Linked DNA regions of Homo sapiens: regions 1 and 3 are each linked to region 2. Evidence: read pairs that join two places in POLR2A ChIA-PET (ENCODE). Cell type or tissue: HepG2. All regions are shown on one strand.

What was found. Peaks named below come from ENCODE experiments on the same cell type or tissue, not always from the same donor. Only the 100,000 strongest peaks of a DNase experiment are listed, where the experiment ranks them.
Region 1: POLR2A ChIA-PET joins it to region 2 with 5 read pairs; 1 of 35 experiments calls an interaction of 5 or more read pairs at or near these places.
Region 3: POLR2A ChIA-PET joins it to region 2 with 7 read pairs; 2 of 35 experiments call an interaction of 5 or more read pairs at or near these places.

The regions. Positions count from the first base shown.
Region 1 is chr19:48,563,723-48,567,722 of GRCh38, reverse strand. The region is part of intron 1 of SULT2B1 (sulfotransferase family 2B member 1); the gene reads right to left. Among named protein-coding and RNA genes, the nearest start is that of SULT2B1, 14 kb to the right of the region's middle. In HepG2, no CTCF peak of the experiment used is centred here; a DNase peak (open chromatin) is centred at 2,432.
Region 2 is chr19:48,307,588-48,311,587 of GRCh38, reverse strand. ODAD1 (outer dynein arm docking complex subunit 1) reads left to right here. Exons shown (of 16, transcript NM_001364171.2): 7 at 1-35. Among named protein-coding and RNA genes, the nearest start is that of ODAD1, 12 kb to the left of the region's middle. RefSeq lists enhancers at 1,857-2,546, 2,547-3,237. In HepG2, a CTCF peak has its summit at 2,070 (motif pointing right); DNase peaks (open chromatin) are centred at 1,117 and 2,097; H3K4me3 peaks cover 756 bases; H3K27me3 peaks cover 178 bases.
Region 3 is chr19:48,556,764-48,560,763 of GRCh38, reverse strand. The region is part of intron 1 of SULT2B1 (sulfotransferase family 2B member 1); the gene reads right to left. Among named protein-coding and RNA genes, the nearest start is that of SULT2B1, 6.6 kb to the right of the region's middle. In HepG2, a CTCF peak has its summit at 313; DNase peaks (open chromatin) are centred at 303 and 2,283.

The DNA of each region.
Region 1 (4,000 bases), 260 kb before region 2:
GCTGGGGTTACAGGCGTGAGCCACCGCACCTGGTCTGTTGCCTTCTTTAAATCTGCCTTCCTCACTAGCAGGAGAGCTGGGAAGTGGCAGAATTTTTCCCTGTGCTATGTCCTTCCTACCTTCAAAGCCAATGTCCGACACACGGGTAACACTGTGTTCTTTTTTTGTTGTTGTTGAGACAGAGTCTCGCTCTGTCGCCCAGGCATGATCTTAGTTCACTGCAACCTCTGCCTTCTGGGTTCAAGCGATTCTCCTGCCTCAGACTCCTGAGTAGCTGAGATTACAGGCGTGCACCACCACGCCTGGCTAATTTTTGTATTTTTAGTAGAGACGGGATTTCTCCATGTTGGTCAGGCTGGTCTCAAACTCCTGACCTCGTGATCTGCCCGCCTCAGCCTCCCAAAGTGCTGGGATTACAAGTGTGAGCCACCGTGCCTGGTTAAATACTGTGTTCTATTTGCCAGATCCCCGAATGAACCTGACCCCCTAGAAACATAAGGAATAGACAGATGCCCTTGAGGAAGCGCGCAGTGAAATATATCCCAGGGCGATCATGGCAATGATGTTCCAAGAGAGGCCAGAAACAACAGGGGACGGGGTAAATGAGTCTGGACCTGGAAAAACGCTGGAATTCAGCCACTCAAAAGGAGTTTACATCTTGACAGGGACTTGGGTTATACATGCATCTCTGCATCTCTCCCTCTCCCTCTCTTTTTTTTTAAAACAGAGTCTTGCTCTATCGCCCAGGTTGGAGTGCAGTGACACAATCACGGCTCACTGCAACTAGCACCTCCCAGGTTCAAGTGATTCTCATGTCTCAACTTCCCAAGAAGCTGGGATTACAGGTGTGTGCCAACACGTCCCTCTAATTTTTTTTTTTTTTGACAGAGTCTCACTGTGTCACCAAAGCCGGAGTGCAGTGACACAATTTTGGCTCACTGCAACCTCTGCCTCCCGGGTTCAAGTGATTCTCCCATCTCAGCCTCCTGACTAGCTGGGATTACAGGAGCACACTGCCACGCCCAGCTAATTTTTTATATTTTAGTAAAAACGGGGTTTTACCATGTTGCCCAGGCTGGTCTGGAACTCCCGAGCTCAAGCAATCCACCCGCCTCAGTCTCCCAAAATGCTAGAATTACAGGTGTGAGCCACCACGCCTGGCACATCCCTCGAATTTTTGTATTTTTAGTAATGATGGGGTTTTGCCATTTTGGCCAGGATGGTCTCGAACTCCTGGCCTCAAGCAACCCACCAGCCTTGGCCTCCCAAAGTGCTGGCTTTACAGGCATGAGCCATTGTGCCCAGCCGTACATATATTTCTCAAAATGAGCACACTTTAGCCTGGGTGCGGTGGCTCGTGCCTGTGATCCCAGCATTTTGGGAGCCCAAATCCTCCCAAAATGGGAAGCAAAGTGGGAAGATCACTTGAGCCTAGGAGTTTGAGACCAGCCTAGACAACATAGTGAGACTCCGTCTCTACAAATAACAATAAAATATTTAGGCTAGGTGCGGTGGCTCACACCTGTAACCCAGCACTTTGGGAGGCCAAGGCAGGCAGATCACCAGGTCAGGAGTTCGACACCAGGAGTTTGAGACCAGCCTGGCCAACAGAGTGAAACCCCGTCTCTACTAAAAATACGAAAATAGCTGGGTGTGGTGGTGTGCGCCTGTAGTCCCAGCTACTTGGGAGGCTGAGGTGGGAGAATCACTTGAACCCAGGAGGCGGAGGTTGCAGTGAGCCAAGACCATGCCATTGCACTCCAGCCTGGGTAACAGAGTGAGACTCCGTCTAAAAAAAAAAAAAATAGCCTGGTGTGGTGGCATGTGCCTGTCTTCTCAGCTACTTGGGAGGCTGAGGTGGAAGGATTGCCTGAGCTGGGGAGGTCGAGGCTTCAGTGAACTGTGGTTGTACCACTTAGGTGACAGGGCAAGATCCTGTCTCAAAAACAAACAAACAAACAAACAAAAAACTAGCACACTTTAGATTTGTGTGGTTTACTGTAGGTAAACTTCTATTAAAACAAACAAACAAACAAAACCACTAGCTAGGTGCAGTGGCTCACATCTGTAATCTCAGCACTTTGGAAGGCCGAGGCAGGCAGATCACCAGAGGTCAGGAGTTTGAGACTAGCCTGGCCAACATGGTGAAACCCCATCTCTACTAAAAATACAAAAATTAGCCGGGCGTAGTGGTGCACACCTGTAATCCCAGCTACTCGGGAGGCTGAGGCAGGAGAATCGCTTGAATCTGGGAGGTGGAGGTTGCAGTGAGCCAAGATCTAGCCATTGCACTTCAGCCTAGGTGACAGAGGGAGATTCCATCTCTCTCTCTCTCCATCTCTCTGTCTCTCTCTCTCACACATACACACAAACACACACACACACACCCCCCCATAAACAAATACTGAAGTAGTTAATAATATGCAGCCTGGAATGTTTAGGGTGAAACATTCAGATGTCTGTAACTTACTTTGAAATGCATCAAAAGTAAGGATTAGGCCGGGCACCGTGACTCATGCCTGTAATCCCAGCTCTTTGGGAGGCCTACGGAGGCGGGTCATCTGAGGTCAGGTGTTTGAGACCAGCCCGTCTAACATGGCGAAACCCTGTCTCTACTAAAAAAAACAAAAATTAGGCTGGGCTCAGTGGCTTATTCCTGTAATCCCAGCACTTTGGGAGGCTGAGGCAGGTGTATCATCAGTCCAGGCATTCAAGACCAGCCTGACCAATATAGTGAAACACAATCTGTACTAAAAATACAAAAATTAGCCGGGCGTGGTGGCACGCACCTGTAGTCCCAGCTACTCGGGAGGCTGAGGCAGAAGAATCGCTTGAACCTGGGGGGCAGAGGTTGCAGTGAGCCAAGATCAAGCCATTGCACTGTAGCCTGGGCAACAGAGTGAAACCCCATCTCAAAACAACAACAACAACAAACCCAGAAGGATTGATAGATGGCTAGAGGGATGCAAAGATCTGTGATAAAACAAGTACTATATAATAAAATTTAAGTGTATCCTGAAAGGGACACTGTAAAAAAGAAAAAAATTTTAAAAATTTAAAAAACCCCAAATTTTAGTGGTGGTGGGCATAGGGGTGTTCATGGGGTAATCTTTCCATTGTTCTTGTAAGTTCCTCTTTTTTTCTTTCTTTTTTTTTTTTTTTTTTTTTTTTGAGACGGAGTCTCGCTCTGTTGCCCAGGCTGGAGTGCAGTGGTGTGATCTCGGCTCACTGCAACCTTGCCTCCTGGGTTCAAGCGATTCTCCTTCCTCAGCCTCCCAAGTAGCTGGGACTACAGGCACCTGCCACCACGCCCAGCTAATTTTTTGTATTTTTAGTAGAGACAGGGTTTCACCGTGTTAGCCAGGCTGGTCTCGATCTTTGGACCTCGTGATCCGCCCGCCTCGGCCTCCCAAAGTGCTGGGGTTTCAGGCGTGAGCCACTGCACCCGACCTATTTTTTATTGTTATTTTTATTTTTTGAGACAGAGTCTTGCTCTGTCGCCAGGCTGGAGTGCAGTGGTGCTATCTCGGCTCACTGCAACCTCCACCTCCTGGGTTCAAGCGATTCCCCTGCCTCAGCCTCCCAAGTAGCTGGAACTTCAGGCACCTGCCACCACGCTTGGCTCATTTTTTGTGTGTATTTTAGTAGAGATGGGGATTCACCATGTTGGCCAGGATGGTCTCGATCTCCTGACTTCGTGATCAACCCACCTCAGCCCAGTCTTCTTCTTCTTCTTCCTCTTCTTTTGTTTTTTTTTTTTTTTGAGAGGAAGTCTCTGTTGCCCAGGCTGGAGTTCAATGGCATCAACTTGGCTCACTGCAACCTTGCCTCCCATGTTCAAACGATTCTCCTGCCTCAGCCTCCCGAGTAGCTGGGATTACAGGCATGTGCCAACACGCCCAGCTAATTTTTGTATTTTTAGTAGAGATGCGGTTTCGCCATGTTGGTCAGGCTGGTCTTGAACTCCTGGCCTCAAGTGATCCACCCACCTCGGCCTCCC
Region 2 (4,000 bases):
ACCGCTATCTGAACGTGGACCGCAAGCTGAAGAAGGTCAGTGGCCCTGAAATCCAGGGGAGGAGACAGGGACCCCTGCGCAGGTCCTCCCCACAGCTGTTTGCCCTTCCTGCTCTAGCACTCAGGCCTCAAGTATGGGATTGACTAGAGCGGTAGGCTTGCTTTAGTCCAAAAGGCATGGAGGCCTGGGAAATGTTGGAGGACATTTCCAACAAAAAAGTGGCCTCATTTATAGTTGTAGAAAGCAGAATGTCATTCTGAATAGTATCACCCAGGGCAATCTATGAGCAAGCAAGACCATTTATTATACATTCCACGGGGATCTTTGAAGAACCAGCCCTGTCCCCTCTCTTTTGACTTTCTTTCTTTCTTTGTTTTGAGATGAGTCTCACTCTGTCGTCCAGGCTGGAGCACAGTGAAGTGATCTTGGCTCACTACAGCCTGTGCCTCCCAGATTCAAGCAATTCTCCTGTATCAGCCTCCCGAGTAGCTGGGACTACAGGGGCCTGCCACCACGCCCAGCTAATTTTTTGTATTTTTAGTAGAGATGGGGTTTCACTGTGTTAGCCAGGATGGTCTCGATCTCCTGACCTCGTGATCCGCCTTCCTCGGCCTCCCAAAGTGCTGGGATTACAGGCGTGAGCCACCACACCCGGCCGATTTTTTTTTTTTTAAGTAGGGACAGGGTTTCACCATGTTGCCCAGGCTAGTCTTGAATTCCTGAGCTCAGGCAATTCGCCTGCCTCGGCCTCCCAAAGTGCTGGGATTAGAGGCGTGAGCCACTGCGTCCGGTCTTGACTTTCATTTGGAAATAATTTCAAATTACAGAAAAAGGTGCAAGAATTATACAAAGAACTCCTATATATCTTTCACCCAGTTTGATAATTTGCCACATTTATTTTCTCTTTCTCCCCCACTCTTACTATTGGTGTGTGTAATTATTGTTTTGCTGAGAATAATTTATTATCCTGAATGCTGAACTGTTTGACAATATGTTGTAGACATTATGCTCCTAAGTACTTGAGAGAGCATTTCCTAAGAACAACGCCATTTCCTTACATAAACACAGTGCTGTTATCCAAGTCAGGGAGGTTAACATTGTTAGAATTCTAAACCGTCCATATGTCAAGGTCACTGATTGTCCCAGTGATGTCCTTTACAGTGAACTTGATTTTCCTACTCTAGGCTCCGGTCCAGAATCTCACGTTGCATTTGGTTGTTCTGGCTCTGTTCATCTGGGTCAGTCCCTTGGGCTTTTTTTTCTCCATGACGTTGACATTTTGGAAGCATCCAGGCCGTTTGTGTTGTGCGATGTCCCCTGACATGGGTTTATCTGGTCTTTTTTTTCTTTTTTGATACTAAGTTTCACTCTTGTTGCCCAGGCTGGAGTGTAATGGCGTGATCTTGGCTCGCTGCAACCTCCACCTCCCGGGTTCAAGTGATTCTCCTGCCTCAGCCTCCTGAGTAGCTGGGATTACAGGCATGCACCACCATGCCCGGCTAATTTTGTATTTTTAGTAGAGACAGGGTTTCTCCATGTTGGTCAGGCTGATCTCAAACTCCTGACCTAAGGTGTTCCACCCGCCTCAGCCTCCCAAAGTTCTGGGATTACAGGCATGAGCCACCACGCCCGGCCGGTTTATCTGATCTTTCTTCATGATTAGACTTGGCATCTGCACTTTGGGGGGAATGTCACAGCAGTGATAGTGTGTCCTTCCTGTGCAAGATCTCAGGAGGCACCTGATGTCAACTTGTCCCATGACTAGTGATGTTGTCTTTGATCACTTGGCTAGCCAGGAAGAGTTTTCCTTTTTGTAGTGAATAAGTGGTCTGTGGGGAGATTCTCTGAGACTGTGTAAATATCTTGTCCCCTGACACACCTTCACTCAATCATTTTGTTACGGGATATTTACGGCGTCACTTTTCTGGCTGGAAACCTCCTTGGCCAGTGGTGCCTTTGCCCGAGTTCTTGTACTGTGTCCAGGAAGAAGGAGGTAGGCAGACAAGTGGAGCGTGAGCAAGATGAAGAGGAGCTTTACCGAGTGTTAGGACAGCTCAGAGGAGACCTGCAGGGGGCAGCTCCTCTGCAGGCAGGTCGTCTCGTCCAGTGTTCAGCTATCAGCAGTGAGGAGGCCCTGGAGAGGGTGGTTCCTCTCCGCAGGCAGATTGTTCAGATGTCTCTGCAGGCCTCTGAAGCTCTCAGCAGAGAGGGTAGCTCCATGGGTGGCCATGGGCAGGCCTGGAGGAGACGTTGCAAGTCCCCACTCATTTTGCAGTACTGGCAACCTGGCCCCCAGCCTTCAGGCCCTCCCTGGCTTGAAGGAGGGACCTTACCGGGTACTTGCCCTCTTCTGCCCAGGAATCTGCCTGCCTCCTGCTGCCATTCATGGCACTGGGCTGGACCCCAACCCCTCTCTGAGATCAGAGTGGGTGTGAGAGAGGAGAGAGGCCAAGCAGCAGGAGCAGACACGCTCGAGCCTGCAGGGATCGGGGTGGGGAGGGGGGTGCGGTGGTGCTTTCCTGGGCCGTTCAGGGTACAGGCTGCAGAGAACTTCAGAGATGCCTAGGTCCTGTGGTTGGGAGGGTGGCTGCAGCTGCACTCTGGGAGCTCCCACCCCACCAACTCGGAAGGGGCAGGACCCTCGCTTGTCCCCGGCTGCTGCCTGCTCCCTGGAGTGGGAGGCCCGGGTCTGTAGCTGCGGGTTGGGCAGCTGCAGCTGCACCCGGGAGGGCAGATCCTGCCTGCTCCTGGCTCCCTGCAAGAGCACAGAGAGGCTCAGATCCACAGCAGCAGTTTGGGCAGCTGTAGTCCCGCCCAGGAGGGCGGGGATCCTGCCTGCTCTGTGGAGCAGAAGGCCTGGGTCTGCAGCTGTGGTTCTGGTGGCTGCAGCTGCACACGGGGAGCTCCCATCCCAACTCAGAAGGGTCAGGGCTCCTACCGGCTCCATGGAGTGTGCAGCCACAGCCAGCAGCTACTGCCATCAATTTTATCATCCATGAATGATTCTTCCCTGAATGGTTATTACTGTAATGGCTGCAACAGGGTAATTTAAAAGACTCTGTCATTTCTCCCACATTTATAAGATCGCATTTTCCTTAAGGAAACACTTCTCGGCTGGGTGTGGTGGCTCATGCCTGTAATTCCAGCACTTTGGGAGGCTGAGGCAGGCGGATCACCTGAGGTCAGGAGTTCGAGACCAGCCTGGCTAACATGGTGAAACCCCGTTTCTACTAAAAATACAAAAAATTAGCCAGGTGTGGTGGTGCACGCCTGTAATCCCAGCTACTTGGGAGGCTGAGGCAGGAGAATCACTTGAACCAGGGAGCTGGAGGCTGCAGTGAGCCAAGATTGTGCCATTGCACTCCAGCCTGGGCAACAAGAGTGAAACTCTGTCTCAAAAAAAAAAAAAGCAAAAAGGAAACACTTCTCTTTCTCCCCCTGTATATTTGAGTGTTGTCAGTGAGCATTAGTGTATTCTGACTTTATAGATGATGATCCGTAACTGCCATTCATTTTAATATTCAAATTGCCCCAGATTTGGTTAGTGGGAGCCCCTTCAAGCTGGCTTCTGTGGCCTTTGGACATACCCCATCACTTTTTGGGAGTACTTCCTCACTTTCTGGCACACGAAGATAGTCTGGGTAATCTGGACCTTGTTCTGCCCCATCCCTGGGGTTGGCCATTTTTCTGAGGAGTCCCGGTTCTTTCTAGGGAAGAGTAGGTGTTGAGGCACTAAGAGACCGTTTTCTTTTTTTTTTTTTTTTTGAGACGGAGTCTCGCTTTGTCACCCAGGCTAAAGTGCTGGAGTGCAGTGGCATGATCTCGGCTCACTGCAAGCTCCGCCTCCCAGGTTCACGCCGTTCTCCTGCCTCAGCCTCCCGAGTAGCTGGGACTACAGGCACCTGCCACCACGCCCGGCTAATTTTTTGTATTTTTAGTAGAGACGGGGTTTTGCCGTGTTAGCCAGGATGGTCTCGATCTCCTGACCTCGTGATCCGCC
Region 3 (4,000 bases), 250 kb before region 2:
GTCTCGAACTCCTGACCTCAAGGGATCCACACGTCTCGGCTTCCCAAAGTGCTGGGATTATAGGCATGAGCCACCACGCCCAGCCTCATTGACAGTTTTTGAAATTGACTATATGTGGAAATGATATTTCAGATAGATTAGATATGTGATTAAAATTAATTTCACTTGTTTCTTTTGTTTTTTTAAAAAGGTGGCTACGAGAAAATGTTTTCCTATGGGCTCACGGTATATATCTATGGAGGGTGGCCAGGGTCATGGAAACCATAAGGGTGACAAGTCCCCCCGAGAAGAAATGGCCACTGAGGGGCAGCCTCTGACTGCAGTTCCAAGCCCCTGTTGGATTCCTTTCTCTGGCATGAGGGTTATGAGTGGGGCCTCAGTTTTCCCATCTGTAAAATGGGCATTGTAACACTGGGACCACACAGGGCTGTTGTGAAGACTCAGTGAGCTCATCCCCACACAGCCTTCAGCACAGGGCCTGGCTCAGGGCAGATGCTCAGGAAGCTCATCATTATTATCATTCCTCACCCATCCCCTCCCTTGCTAGCATTCGAGTTTCTGGCTCAGCAGCGGTCTCAGAACTGGGGAAGGAGGAAAGAGAGAAACAGCACAAATGCTGAGTCAGCTGCGAGCCCAGGTCAGGCCCTTCCCCGGTCATTGCCCGTTTCACAGACGCTCAACCCTGAGGGCAGTCCTTTCTACCAGGAGGGTCCCAGCTCCTGAGCCATAGGGGCGGCATTCGAACCCAGGACTGCCTTCCTGTGGGCATTCTTCTTTTCTTTTTAATTTTTTTTTTTTTTTTTTAAAGAGAGATGAGGGTTTGCTATGTTGCCCAGGCTGGTCTTGAACTCCTGGCCTCAAGCAATCCTCCTGCCTTGCCCTCCCAAAGTGTTGGGATTACAGGCGTGAGCTGTGGCACCTGGCCCCTGCAGGCTTTCTTGCCTGCGGTGTCACGGTCCCCACTTTCCCAGATCCTTGGGGCTCTGGTCCCCACGTAAGTAACTGGCCACACCTCTCTTAGGGCCTCCACTCCAGGCCTCCGGGCAAGGCGAGGGTCTCCCTTCTCAGCCTGGCATTTATTCCATGTCATGGGTGACCCACTGGGTCCCACAGTTCCTCCTCCAGACCCTCTGGGTGGCAAACTGGGCTGCTTAGTTCTTTCCAAATGGGTCCTGAACTCAGCTGGCCAGCATGGCGAAACCCTGTCTTTATCAAAAATACAAAAATTAGCTAGGCATGGTGGCACATGCCTGTAATCCCAGCTACTTGGGAAGCTGAGGCAGGAGAATCGCTTGAACCCAGGAGGCGGAGGTTGCAGTGAGCTAAAATCACGCCACTGCTCTCCAGCCTGGGCGACAGAGCAAGACTCTGTCTCCAAAACAAAACAAAACAAAACAAAACAAAACAAAACAAAAAACAAAACCAAATGGGTCCTGAACTCTGAACATCACCACTTCCAACCTTTCCTCTGCCAGTCCGTACACAGGCCCACCAGGCACAACTGCCTCCCCCCACCCCAAAGAGCGAGTGGAAAGGAAAACGCATCCTGTCCCTCACTCTTCAAGGCTGAGTCCCTCGTCAGGGGCTGGGTGGAGAAGGAGGGAACCGTGAGCATCTTTTTCCACTTCTCCCCAAGTCCCCGCATCCGCTAGTGCTGGCCCCGAAGCCCCTCTCCCTAGTCTGCCTGCCCAAATCTCACCCAGCGGGGAGGCAATGCCTTATTATTTCTTAATTGTTTGAAACCCCTTGATCAGCCCGTCTCAGAAAAAGCAGCTTCAGGCCAGTCGCGGTGGCTCACACCTGTAATCCCAGCACTTTGGGAGGACGAGGCGGGTGGATCATCCGAGGTCAGGAGTTTGAGACAAGCCTGACCTATATGGTGAAACCCTGTCTCAACTAAAAATACAAAAATTTAGCCAGGCGTGGTGGCGCACGCCTGTAGTCCCAGCTACTCAGGAGGCTGAGGCAGGAGAATCGCTTGAACCCCGGAGGCGGCTGTTGCAGTCAGCCGAGATGGTGCCACTGCACTCCAGCCTGGGCAACCAGAGTGAAACTCTGTCTCAAAAAAAAAAAAAAAAAAAAAAGAAAAGAAAAGAAAAAAGAAAAAGCAGCCTCATGACTGGCAGGGCTTTGGCCATAAAATCATTCATGTGGCTCAGCCCTCCCTAAGGAAGGTGGGGCCGGGGTTGTAAAACCAGAGCTGGCCCCTCCTCGCCCTCCCCGTCAATAAGAGGCAGAGATCAGAAGGTGCCGGCGCCAGGGACTCCCGAGATCAGAGCGCGGGGAGGAGCGGCCACCGCAGCTCTCCTTGGCTGCCCGAGGCGCCCCAGGTCCAAAGGCCGGCGTGGCTTCTCTGGCCTTGACACTCTCCGTAGCCCAGCACGCAGGGAATGCAAGGAAACGCCTGGAACCGCAGAGCGCCTGCTAACGCCTCCTGTCTGGGCTGAGTCTCCCTCCCGGATCTCGCTCCTTCCGGGTCTTGCTCATCCCCAAGTTCCCCATCCAGGGCGTGATACAGTCAGGCTTCCCTGGTTCAAATCCTGGCTACGCCCTGCTTGGCAGCTGTGTGACCCTGGGCAAGTCACTCAACCTCTCTGGGCCTCACCTCTTACAGGGGATGATAGTAGTTAAAATGGGTTAATCTCCGACGGCTGTAAGGATTAGATGAGGTAATACAGACAGCACTCAACAGGTTGAGAACAACTGCAAGGATGTTACAGGGATTATAACATCCTGGGCTTGTCAGCCTACTGGGTCAGCAGCCCATCCTGCCTACCGCCTGTGCCAAATGTTTTCCTCTTACGATTTTATTTTTTTTAATTTTTTTAATTTTAATTATTTTTTGAGACAGAGTTTCACTCTTGTTGCCCAGGCTGGAGTGTAATGACACGATCTCGACTCACCGCAACCTCCGCCTCCTGGGTTCAAGCGATTCTCCTGCCTCAACCTCCCGAGTAGCTGGGATTACAGGCATGCACCACCATGCCCGGCTGACTTTTTTCTATTTTTAGTAGAGACGGGGTTTCTCCATGTTGGTCAGCCTGGTCTCCAACTATCGACCTCAGGTGATCCGCCCACCTCGGCCTCCCAAAGTTCTGGGATTACAGGCGTGAGCCACCGTGCCCGGCCTCTTACGATTTTAATTTAGCCCTTATTATCCTTTTAAGTCCTTTTTACATACAAGACCACATGGAACACATATTAAATTTCTTTTTTCTTTTTTTGAGATGGAGTTTCAATCTTGTCACCCAAGCTGGTGTGCAGTATGCGATCTCAGCTCACTGCAACCTCCGCCTCCTGGGTTCAAGCAACTCTCCTGCCTCAGCCTCTCCAGTAGCTGGGACTACAGGCAAGTGCCACCACGCCTGGCAAATTTTTGTGTTTTTAGTAGAGACGGGGTTTTACCATGTTGGCCAGGCTGGTCTTGAACTCCTGACCTCAAGTGATCCGCCCACTTCAGCCTCCCAAAGTGCTGGGATTACAGGCATGAGCCACAGAGCCCGATCTCACATATTAAATTTCTCATAATTCATAATGAACCCCATAAACTAGAACATTCTGAGCGATGCATCTTGCTGATATCTCTGGGCCCCTTCCTGTGGCATCTACCCGTCCCTTGAGCTGCTATCCTGAATTAAATTCTGGTCAATTCCTTGTTTGGTTTTTATTTTATTTTTTTAGAGACGGGGTCTTGCTGTGTTGTCCAGTCTGGTCTTGAACTCCTGGCCTCAAATGATACTCCTGCCTTGGCCTCCCAAAGTACTGCAATGGACAGGAGCCACCATGCCTGGCCTAGGACAACTTTTTTTTTTTTGAGACAGAGTCTTGTTCTGTTGCCCAGGCTGGAGTACAGTGGCAGGATCTCAGGTCACTGCAACTTCCGCCTCCTGGGTTCAAGCGATTCTCCTGCCTTAACCTCCTGAGTAGCTGAGATTACAGGTGTGTGGCACAACTCTGGCTAATTTTTTTATTTTTAGTACAGATGGGGTGTCACCATGTT